Linked DNA regions of Homo sapiens: region 2 is linked to region 1. Evidence: chromatin contacts called from ENCODE Hi-C data. All regions are on one chromosome and are shown on one strand. Each heading gives the region's core, a stretch centred on a gene start or an enhancer-like site at or near the end of the contact. The rest is flanking DNA. Distances are from core to core; before and after follow the strand shown.

Evidence for each region. Hi-C counts contacts between places; a loop is a spot of excess contacts on that map. Pooled maps may share reads with other maps.
Region 2: a loop to region 1 is called in a map with no recorded cell type, with 2.7 times the contacts of the local background. The contact joins two enhancer-like sites. A Hi-C loop is called at or near these places in 6 of 37 single-sample maps with no recorded cell type and 3 of 50 pooled maps.

The regions. Positions count from the first base shown.
Region 1 is chr14:55,538,201-55,544,394 of GRCh38, reverse strand. It overlaps the pseudogene RPL7AP4. Among named protein-coding and RNA genes, the nearest start is that of KTN1-AS1, 39 kb to the left of the region's middle. Within about 2 kb of position 3,039, at least 2 of the 41 ENCODE cell types and tissues checked have a DNase peak (open chromatin) inside an H3K27ac peak, as active enhancers do.
Region 2 is chr14:55,095,190-55,101,383 of GRCh38, reverse strand. All of the region lies in intron 1 of LOC124903318 (a long non-coding RNA gene), which reads left to right. Among named protein-coding and RNA genes, the nearest start is that of LGALS3, 31 kb to the left of the region's middle. RefSeq lists an enhancer at 2,581-2,680. Within about 2 kb of position 2,888, at least 18 of the 41 ENCODE cell types and tissues checked have a DNase peak (open chromatin) inside an H3K27ac peak, as active enhancers do.

The DNA.
Region 1 (6,194 bases), core at 1,790-4,289:
GTCTCTAATGAGCCCATCAAAGGCATTCTTCATTTCTGTAACAGTCTTTTCATATCTCTAGCATTTTTTTAGAATACTCATCTCTCTGTTTATGTTATTTGTCTATTCCATGTTGTCTACTTTTATCATTAAAACCCTTAGCTTATCGATTATAGTTTTTTTGGGAGAATTTGTATTATTTTAATTATTTTTATATACAGAAAACTCAACAGTGTACCTTTAACTCACTTTGGTGGCAAGTTCTTTAGCCTTTGCCTTTTCCATATGGGCAATGTGAGCCACAGACTTGGGACCCAGGGCCTTGCCTCCCCAGTGACGGCAGATCTCATCAGATCTGTCATTGTAATTGGTCCTGATAGCTTCCACCAGCTTAGCCAAAGCCCCTTTGTTTTCCGAGTTAACCTGTGTGAAAGCAGCATTGGTGCAGGTCTTCCTGTGGACTAGACATCCCAGCCTTGCCTTCCTTTTGATAACGCAGTAAGGGACCTCCATTTTATGGCACAGGGCAGGCAGGAAGACAACCAGCTTGATGGGCTCGACATCCTGTGCAGTCACCACGGGCTGAGCCTTCTTGTTCTCCACCAAGGTGGTGACGGTGTTAACTCCTGCTCGAAGGACCGGTGGTCTCTTAGTGGGGATGCCCCCTTTGCCCAGAGCTTTCTTCTCAGCCAGGGCCAACAGCCTCTGCTGCTTCTCTTGCTTTGTCTCTGGGCCAGCTTAAACAGCTGAGTAGCTGTTTGGCCTTCCAGGTCCTGGGTAAACTGGTTAATCGCAAGAGGCACTTTCAGCCGCTTATAGAGAATGGCTCTCTGCCCTCATATAGTGGGGCCATTTCACAAAACGAGTGAGCTCGCTTTCAGGCCGGATGTCCTGTCCGATGCCAGAATTCTTAGGCTTTTTCTCAAACAGGGATTCACCACTTTCTTGGCCTGCTGCTTCTTTACGACAGCAGAGGCCAGAGCCACCTTTTTGCCCTTGGCCTTCTTTTCAGCATCTTGGGTGGCAGGAGGAGAGAGCAATTATAGTTTTTTAAATTCCTAGTCAGATAATTCCAACATTCCTGTCATATCTGAGTCTGGTTCTGATGCTCATTCAGTCTCTTCAAACAGCATTTTTTGCCTTTTAGTATGCCTTTTAAGCTTTTGTTAAAGGTGAACATGGTGTACTGAGTTTTAAAAAAAAAAAGTAAAGTAAATAGGATTTTAGTAATGCAGTGGTAAGGTGTCTGGGCGGAGGGGGAGGAAGTGTTCTATAGTCCTACGATTAGGTCTCAGTTTTTATTGTTGTTGTCTTTCTTTTTTTTTTTTGAGACAGAGTCTTGCTCTGTCGCCCAGGCTGGAGTACAGTGGCGCAATCTCAGCTCACTGCAACCTCTGCCTCCCTGGTTCAAGCAATTCTCCTGCCTCAGCCTCCCAAGTGGCTGGGATTGTAGGCATGCACCACCATGCCTGTCTAATTTTTGTATTTTTAGTAGAGACGGGGTTTCACCACGTTGGCCAGGCTGGTCTCAAACTCCTGACCTCTGGTGATCCGCCCGCCTCAGCCTCCCAAAGTGCTAGGATTACAGTTGTGAGCCACTGCACCCAGCCTGGTCTCAGTCTTTTGTTGAGCCTGTGCCCCTGCACTGTGAACTTCACAAGTGCTTTTCAGGTGTTTTTCCTCTTAGGTGAGACAAGATAGCTAGAGGAGGCTGGAGTTGGGTCTTTCACTTCCCCCAGGTAGGTTAGGCCGTGATAAAGCCCCAGCAAGTAGGGCTCTGGTAAAATAGTTTCTCCTGAGGCAGGCCTTGTTAGGAAAAATAAAACGCTCTGGTGTATTTCAAAATGGTTTCTTTTTCCCCTCCCCCTGCCAGAAGCACAATATTTATGATCTAATATCGTATGTATAGTTGCAATGTTTTTGGCATTTATCTTGCTTGATTTTGAGCTTCCTGGATCTGTGGTTTGGTGTCTGACATTAATTTGGGGGAAATTCTCAGTCATTATTGCTTCAAATATTGTTCCTATTCCTTTATTATCCAATAACATTATCCGATATTTATTGTGAGGAGCTGGTAGAGTTCCCAGAAGTAAAACTCACAAAAGTGTGCCCCCATCCCCACCTTGACTGGGTCTCCCTGGAATTTTTAACTCTGAGAGCTGCCCACACTGAGCCTCTATTAATTCATCAATTACAGTTCAGTTATCCTGTCACTGGTTCCGCAGAGGTTTCTGCTCCAGTAAGTTGTGATTCTGCTTCTGCCTGTCTCTCTCCAATCTTTGAGGCAGCAGTTTGCCCTGTGATCTCACTCTCTGACAGATCTAAGAAGAGTTCTCGATTTTTCAGTTTGTTCAGCTTTTTACTTATTGTAAGGCCAGCGTGGTAACTTCTAAGCTTCTTATATGCCAGGTGGGAAACAAGAAGTCCTATCTAGGTTTTTTAAAAATTCACACATCATATGTAATTTATCTAAAATTGACACATATTACTTATATAGTAAAGAAAAAGGCTCATTTTTGCTTTTGTTTTTCCTGCTTGACATATGCAGTTTCTTCCTCAGTAAAGCTCAAGTCAAAGGCTTCTAAGGCTAGATTCTATATAAGGAGCAAACAGGATTTGGGAAATACTCTTCTACTATAGACCATGCTTTATCATAATGGCTTTTAAATTTGCATTTGTTGCCTCGTGACCACAAAATAGCTGTTGTGATTTCAGACATTATATCTCAATTCAAGGTACGAAGAGAGGAAAAGCAGCATAAGCCCCGTCTGTCCTTTTCACTAGGAAGACAGAAAATCCTCAACAAATCCTGCTTCAGTCTGGTTGACCAGACCTATGTTTCAGGGATGCTCCCAGCTACAAGAGGCTGGGAAAAGAAGCCTCTGAATGAAAATGTGATGGGCAGGCAAGAAAGGAATTGAGAATGGCTGCTGGGTTAGGCAATCCAACAGAACTTTATAATATTTGAAAATGGTATTAACCTTTCCTTCACATTATTGATTCATTCCTTCTGCACAGACAAGAATCAGACATTGACTAAGCTTATGAGTTTACTGTAACCCTGCTGACTCATAGTGTTTATTCAAAACCAATACCTTGATATTATCAACAGAGTCAGGACTGAGAGAAACTGTTTTTAATAAAACAATTTAAAGTTCTAGCAGGAGAAAACAGGGTTGTTTTAATCTCTACCAACCCCACTTTCCCACCTTATTAATTATACTTTTGGAAGATCTGGATAAGCCTACTCAATCTTCAAGTCTCATTAAATATTTCCTCTTTATTGAATCCTTCTCTAGATCGTAGATCAGTTTAAGAACTCCCTGCTCTATGTTCTCATAGGCCTCTGTTCTTCGCTTATCACAATACTAATGCTTTATTTCAATTCCTGATTAGAGTTCTGCCTACCTGACTAAAGAGCAGAGTTCATTGAAGTCAAGGATTGTCTTCCCTGTTCACTGCTGATATATAGTATAGACTTGTCAATAAATGTTTATTGAATGAATGAATGATTGCATCCCCCTTCCAACACCACCAAAAACTTCAAGATATCTATTATCCTATAATTGTCACACAGGGTCAAATTAGGACATCGAAACCACTCAGAATAGTTAAAGCAGAGGGAATTTACTACACTGACTTGATAACACAGGAGATAAAAGATGCTGAGACTGGATCTCAGCATCTGAGACTACCTGAGAAGACTACCTGAGAATGGATGTTACCTCAGATGGGCAGAGCAACAGCAGGAAGCTCTTAGGACCCTTGGGTTGGAGGGACTATATGAAAAACTAATATTACTACAACCCCAACGGGTCACAAATGTACAGCAGAAGTCCCAGTACAGTGTGGCTCACCTGGGTCCCCTATTTAGAGTCTCATAAGGTCAAAATCAAGATGTTGGCAGGGCTGCACTCCTTTCTGAAGGCTCTAGGTATGAATCTGCTTCCAAGCCCTTTCAGGTTGTTGGCAAATTCAGCTCCATGATAATGTAAGACTGTGGTCCCAGTTTCCTTTCTTTAGTGTCAAATAGGAGTGACTTTCAACCTCTAGAGGCTGCCCCCACATTCCTTGGTTCATGCCTCCCTTCATCTTCAGAGCCAGCAATGGCAGATCAAGTCTTTCTCATGCTTCCAATTTCCCGGACTTCCCCTCTGCCTTATCTCTCCTGCTCCCAGCCGGAGAACTCTCTCCTGTTTTAAGGGCTCATATGATTAGAGTGAGTCCACATGGCTAATTCACAATAATCTTTCCATCTCATAACCTTAATCACATCTACAAAGTCCCTTTTGCCAGGCAATGTGTGGACATCTTTGAGGAACCATTATTCTGGCTATAACAGCCTCCCATTAGTCAAACTCAGCTAGATTTCAGTTGGTACAAGGTGCTGAGAAACAGGCCTGCAGAGCAGGAGAAGAGTGAGGAATATATCTGAGGACAAGCAGGCTCAGTATCACTACATTTTAAGATGACAACATGTTTTTTCTTCTCAAACTTCGACTGGCCTAACAGATAATTGGCCTGATTTCAACTTGTCAAAGATAATGAATTAATCCCAATTACTATAAAAACAAACGAACAAAACCCACAGTGATGACATACCTGAAATTATATTAATTCAAATATAAGGCAATTGTCAATTGGCTTCCATTATCTGCCCAACCCTGATTCTCAAACAAGAGTCAGCGAAAATTATTATCTTCAGCAGAGGAATATGAAAATGAGGCCTAGGCCAGGGAGGGAAAATGCATACAATTCCAATCTCAAGAAGTGCAGAGTTTGAAGTGAGTCCCTGAGTCCACAGTATATTCTTGGCCCAGTCTCTGGATTAAGCCATCGAGATGAGAGCCAACTAACCCAGAGATTCCTGGAATCATTTTTGCTGTCCCAGAAGACTCAGCCAGCCACAGGACCCAGAATTGTCCCCAGAAATATTTATGTCAATAAACTGCTGCCATATGATATCAAACTCCAGCAGGGACCAGGATAGACTGGATAGCAGAGTCAAACTCTTAAAATTATCCAGGGCAATCAATGAACAACTCTACCTTGTTGTAATTTTGCACTCTGAATAGTTTTATTAACCACAAAATAACAAGACTGCATTTTGTACTGCTTAAGTTTTTGGACCACACAAGTTTCAGAGATGGTATTTACAGTATTTCAAAACTCAAACGATCATTTTTGGTAATCATCCTCCAGCATTCAACTTGCTTCTAATTAACAAGCCTGCATGGCAGCAGTGCCTAAAAGGGTTACTTCAACATTGAATTTTGTGAAAGCAACAAAAGAACTGTTGACAATAACAGAACTAGTACATGGAATGCTAACACTACAGTCAAGCATAATGAATACTATAGATGACCAATGTTGCAAGGATTCTGTCAGAAACACTCATTCCCTTCTGAGTGAAAACCTTTAGTGAGGTTGATATGACTGAGAATAGGCTCTACTCTGGTCCACTTTACATTTTGTACTGTCCAAACTCTGCTATGCCTCTCATCTCTTGTCTCACTCAGATCTGCATGCAGTAGGATGTCACTTTCTTGCATCCTTGACCTTTAGCAGAAATTCTCAGTCTTTGGTTGTTTAAAATTCACCTTGCTGGGCGCAGTGGCTCACATCTGTAATCCCAGCACTATGGGAGGGCGGATCATGAGGTCAAGAGATTGAGACCATCCTGGCCAACATGGTGAAACCCCATCTCTACTAAAAATACAAAAATTAGCTGGGCATGGTGGCACGTGCCTGTAGTCCCAGCTACTCAGGTGCCTGAGGCAGGAGAATTGCTTGAACCCAGGAAGCGGAGGTTGCAGTGAGCCAAGATTGCGCCACTGCACTCCAGCCTGGCGACAGAGCAAGACTCTATCTCAAAAATAAATAAATAAATAAATGAAATTCACCTTAAGAACAGTTCTCTTTTTTTTTTTTTTTTTTTTTTTTGAGACAGAGTCTTGCTCTGTCGCCCAGGCTGGAGTGCAGTGGCATGATCTCGGCTCACTGCAAGCTCCACCTCCTGGGTTCACGCCATTCTCCTGCCTCAGCCTCCCAAGTAGCTGGGACTACAGGCACCTGCCACCACCACACCTGGCTAATTTTTTGTATTTTTTTTAGTAGAGACAGGGTTTCACCACGTGAGCCAGGATGGTCTTGATCTCCTGACCTCATGATCCGCCTGCCTCGGCCTCCCAAAGTGCTGGGATTACAGGCGTGAG
Region 2 (6,194 bases), core at 1,639-4,138, 440 kb after region 1:
ATAAAGGATTATAGGAATTCCTTCTATTGTTTTGTAGAGACCCTGTCTCTAAAAAAAAAAATGGGGGGTGCTGGGACAGGGTCTCACTCTGTCCCACAGGCTGGAGTGTAATAACACAATCCTAGCTTACTGTAACCTCAAACTCCTGGGCTCAAGTGATCCTCCTGCCTCTGCCTCCCAAGTAGCTGGAACTACAGGCACTTGCCACCGTGCCTGGTAAAGTTTTACATATTTTTTCCAGAAATGGGGTCTCATTATATTGCCCAAGCTGGTCTCAAACTCCTGGCCTTAGACAATCCTCCCACTTTGGCCTTCAGTGTGCATTTTCCAAGAACAAAGACACTCTCTTATATTCCCTTACATTTTCTTACATGGTACAGTTAACACAATCAGGAAATTAAGTATTAATACAGTACTACTATCTATCTCATCCATTGCCCTAACAAGGCTTTTACTTGTTTTTCCTGTGTCCAAGATCACACAACAGCATTTTGTTGCCAGGTCTGTTTATTTTCCTTCTCCAAGCATCTTACTGGAAGGCACATGATATTGGATATTGGATATTGGTTTATGCCAATATAGTGACGTAAAGTTTGATGACTTGATTAAAGTGGTGTCTGCTACTGTGGAGTTATTATTTTTCCTTTGTAACAAATAAGTAATTTGTGGCAGCATACTTTGCAACTGTATAATTATCCTATTTCTTATCAAACATGTACTCACCAGTTTTAGCATTCATTGATGATTTTCTCCCTTCGTCATTCCTTCTATATTTATTAGTTGGCATTCTACTGTAATGACGAGATTTCCGCCAGGCATAGCGGCTCACACCTGTAATTCTAGCACCTTGAGAGGCCAAGGCAAGAGGATCACTTGAGTTCAAGAGGTTGAGACCAGCCTGGGCAACATAGTGAGACCCTGTCTCTACAAATAATTTAAAACAAAAATTAGCCAAGCATGATGGTACATGCCTGTAGTCCCAGCTATTCGGGAGGCTAAGGTGGGAGGAACACTTGAGCCCAGGAGACCAATGCTGCAGTGAGCTATGATTGTGCCACTACACTCCAACCTGGGCAACAGAATGAGACCTTGTCTCAAAAAAAAAAAAAAAAAAGAAAATTTAAAAAGAGAGATTTCCCCTCCCATTTAAAAAAATGCATTTATTTATTTATATCTATATGGATTCTTATTTTATTCAACGGGATAAGGCCCATTACAAATATTATTTATTTTGATACTTAAATTGTTTCAGATTCGGCCAGTTAGGAGTCTCTCCAAACTGGCTTCTGAGTCCTTACAACATCCCATTTTTCTTGGAGCACTTCCTTACATTTTGGCACAAGATGTTTCAGGCTAATCCTCTCCAGCTTTTCCTGCTCCAGCTTTGGAATAAACCATTTCTCAAGGATCCCTGGTTCCTTTAGTGAAGCATGATATTTAGAAACCAAGACCTGGGTGCTTACATGCTCATTCCTATTGGTGTGTCGTTGCTTGTAGGCCCTGTCAGCAGACAGGATTAGGCAATAGATTATACACACACATATATACACACAGAAATAGCTATAGAGACATAGATGTATATTAGAAAATATGAATTCCTACTGATTAACTCCAGTTCCAATGTAATAAACTTTCCATATTTGTAACTTCTTTCCCCAACAGTGAAAAATCTGGTTCCCCTTAGACTTAAGCTCAAGAATACACAGAATGTAGTTTCAGAATTGCTAGTCCATAGCACTGCTAAAAGTAAACCTAACCAGAGTTCAATTTGCTAACCTTTTTTTTTTTTTTTTTTTTTTGAGACAAAGTCTCGCTCTTGTCGCCCAGGCTGGAGTGCAATGGTGTGATCTTGGCTCACCACAACCTCTGCCTCCTGGGTTCAAGCAATTCTCCTGCCTCAGCTTCCCGAGTAGCTGGGACTACAGGTGCCTGCCACCACGCCCTGCTAATTTTTTGTATTTTTAGTAGAGATGGGGTTTCACCATGTTGGCTAGGCTGGTCTCAAACTCCTGACCTCAGGTGATCCGCCTGCCTTGGCCTACCAAAGCTCTGGGACTACAGGCATGAGCCATCGTGCCTGGCCTGCTCACATTTTTAAAGGTAAAATTTATATATATAGAAATGCACAAGTCCTAAGTATACAATTCAACAATTTTTTATAAATAGATACACCCTTGTGACTTATAGTTTTTTTTTTTGTTTTTTTGTTTTGTTTTGTTTTGTTTTTTTTTGACACAAGGTCTCATTCTGTGCCCAGGCTGGGGTGTAGTGGTTGACCATGGCTCACTGCAGCCACCACCTTCCAAGTTCAAGTGATCCTCTCACCTCAGCCTCCAGAGTAGCGAGGACTACAGGAGCACACCACCATACCTGGCTAATTTTTGTAATTTTTGTAATTTTTGTAAAGGTGGGGTTTCACCATGTTGCCCAGACTGGTTTCAAACTCCTAGGCTTAAGCAATATACCTGCCTTGGCCTCTCAAAGTGCTGGGACTACAGACATGAGCCATCACACCTGGCCCATACTTCTTTCCTTTCTTCTGCTTCTGCTGCTTCTTCCACTTCTTCTTCTGCTTCTTCTTCTGTTTCTTTTTCTGCTTCTTCTGCTGCTGCTTCCTTCTTTCTTTCTTTCTTTTTTTTTTTTGGTAGAGATGGGTTCATGCTATGTTGCCCAGGCTGGTCTCGAACTTCTAGACTCAAGCAATCCTTCCTGCCTCAGCTTCCCAAAGTGCTGGGGTTACAGGCACTAGTCACCATGCCCTGCCTAAATCTTGCTTCTTTTTTTCCAATTTCTTGATGGTTACAGTCCTGTCTTCCAGTGACAGCCCGAGACAGGAGCTTGTGAGGTTTCCTCACGAGGGTTCCTTGTGAGCATGACTGAGATAGACAGGAACCATGTGTCTTGTGGGTGATTAGTAAATGTGAAACTACTCAGCCAACCCAGAAGATGTGGCACATGGCCAGAGTTGGGAGGACAAAGAGAGAAGGTAGGTGGGCTCCTACACACACTGAAACGCTTATTAATGACTCTCAGTAGTGCAAAGGCAAGACTTCTGGTGCAGGGTAGAAACTATGGTTCCTTAGAACCAGGAAGTTACACCCAGGTTAATATTTCGATAACAGTGGGGTTGTAATAGCTTATTTTCCAGGCTCCCTAATGAAAAGGGTCAGTGTGATTCAATCATGAGAGCTTCTGAAAAGGCTCTTTGACATGAAGGCATTTAGCTCTGCTCTTCATGTTGGCCCTTGACTATGTTAACAGTTTAATAAGCAGTTGCTTGTTCTGTCTGTGGCTTTGGTGTGCTTGAATTCCTCCCAACAAGGCTAAAAGCTCCTTGAGGGAGGTGACAGTATCATGCATTTTTCTGTTTTCCTACCTTGTCAGGTGACCAGGAAATGTCTAGTAGATACTTCTGAATTGAATCGAGTCTTCTTAGTCACCTTGACAAGTTCTTGTTTCTATTGTATCTGACTTCCTAGTGAGTAGGCACTCACACTGGCTGAATACATCATAAACCAATTCCACTAAATTGTTGCTAATCAAATTGTTAGTCCTTTCAGGAATCTGTGTTTTAGCAGATGACAATAATGAATGAGCGATGCTTATTAATCCAAATAGAATTGACCCAATAGTGGAATTACAGGCAATAGGGAGCTGGGGGGAGAAGGACTTTGATGAGCAGGGGGCTCCTTGCTGCCTCACCAGTAGTGCCACATCACCTGTGTCACTCTTCCCTGAGGTCACAGAATGTTGGGCCATAAAGGGATCATTATCTTTTTCTGATGGACCTCTTTTGCTCTCCTGACTCTTCTCTTTCCTATTCAATTTTAGTTTGTTTCCTTTGGTCCAACAGCAAATTGGCTGTAGCACCTTCTTCTAAAGAGCCCTGTAGACACCAGCATCTCTTGCCAGGATCTCCTAGTGCAAACCCTCTAAGCTTTCTGCTTTTATCCCCTCTAGCAAGACTGTGCAGATACTAGCGGGCAGGCAACCAGGGCCTCTGTAGGGCTGGGATCCCCTCCACAACAGGCCAGATTCATTCCGGAATTTGGTTCCAACTCTGTAGATCCTAGATTTCCTCAGCTGCTCAGTGGTGCGGGTTCTGCCTCTGCCTGCCTTCCTCTGCTGCCCTGACCCTGGTCGAGCCCTCACTGACTTTTACCTAGATTATTTTAACACCTACTTCCTAATGAGTCTACCTGCCGCTGGCTGTGGTAAGATGTATAACTATTCGGGCCGTGATCCCAAATTTACGATTAGCCTCCTACTGGGGCCACCACTGGCCCCACTACTCCTTGAGAGGTATGTGCAGGTGACAAGTCTAGGGAAAGAGACCATTTAATACCCCACTTAGAACTCCACCCAAACAATCTAGACTGGGCCACAGCTGAACTTGTGGGGGAGGTTCTTATTTGGATCCAAGGCTAATGGTTGTCTCGCAATCTTGGCTTCAATTAGAATCATCTGGGGAACTTTAAAAACTACCAACATTTCATGATGAAATTTTGCTGTGTTAAAACAAATTTTTAAAAAACAAATAGGGCTGGGTGCGGTGGCTCACGCCTGTAATCCCAGCACTTTAGGAGGCCGAGGCAGGCAGATTACTTGAGGTCAGGAGTTCGAGACCAGCTGGCCAACATGGTGAAACCCCACCTCTACTAAAAATACAAAATAAATTAGCCTGGCATGGTGGTGGGCACCTGTAATCCCGGCTACTCTGGAGGCTGAGGCATGAGAATTGCTTGAACCTGGGAGGCGGAGGTTGCAATGTGCTGAGATCATGCCATTGCACTCCAGCCTGGGCAACAGAGTGAGACTCCATCTCAAAAACATAAAATAAAAAATAAATAAATAAATAATAAATACGAATGACCAGCCCCTACTCCCTGAGTTTTGGCTTAATTAGATTATTAGACTGGGATGAAGTCTAAGCATGCTTATTCTTTTTTTTTTTTGGAGACAGAATCTCGTTCTGTCGCCCAAGCTGGAGTGCAGTGGCTCAATCTCGGCTTGCTGCAACCTCTGCCTCCTGGTTTCAAGCAATTCTCCTGCCTCTGCCTCCTGAGTAGCTGGGACTACAGGCACAAGCCACCATGCCCAGCTAATTTTTGTATTTTTAGTAGAGACAGGATTTCACTGTGTTGGCCAGGCTGATTTCAAACTCCTGACTTGGTGATCCACCCACCTCAGCCTCCCGAAGTGCTGGGATTACAGGTGTGAGCCACCGCGCCCAGCCTATTCTTTCCTTTGAAATGAACTTTCATAAAAGCACAAAAGCACTTAAGTCCAAAAAAGAAAGGTTACCAGTTCATTATCAGTATATTTTACATATTATTACAAATTTCCATTACAGTTTTAATTGCTGCAAAATGTCCAATGTAGTAAGCACCTGCCATTTGTTGAAGGTTTAATTTGTTTCCAATTTTTAGCAATTATAAAAGGAATCATAATGAGAGCAACTGTCACATATATTTTCTTTAAAAAATATTTCCTTAGGAAAAATTCCCAGAAGTTTTATTGCTGAACAAAATGGTATGAAAATATTTTTGGCTGGGCAAGGGGGCTCATGCCTATAATCCCAGCACTTTGGGAGGTTGAGGTGGAAGGATCGCTTGAGGCCAGGAGTTCAAGACCAGCCTGGCCCAACATGGTGAAACCCCATCCCTACAAAAAAAAAAAAAAAATTAGCAGGGCATCATGGCACGTGACTGCAGTCCTGGCTACTCAGGAGGCTGAGTTAGGAGGGTCGCTTGACCCTGGGAGGTCGAGGCTGCAGTGAGCCGTGATCATGACACTGTACTTCAGCCCAAGTGACAGAGCTAGACCCTATCTCAAAAATAAAAATTAAAAAACATTTTAGACTTTGGTATTGTCAAATTGCTTTTCAAAGGGTTCTTAACCAATTTACACTCATTCCAGAATAAAAGAAACGTTCGATTTATCCAGCATTGGATATTTGCTAAAATAACAAAACATTTATTCTATACTTCAGTGTATATGTCTATACACTAAGCAGCATAAATGACATCTCGGTTAACAATGAACTACATATATGATGGTTGCCCCATAAGATTATAATGGAGCTGAAAAATTCCTATTGACTAGTGTCGTCATAGTTATTGTAATGTAGTAGCATGACGCATTACCTTTTCTATGTTTAGATGTGTTTAGATACACAAATACCATTGTGTTAG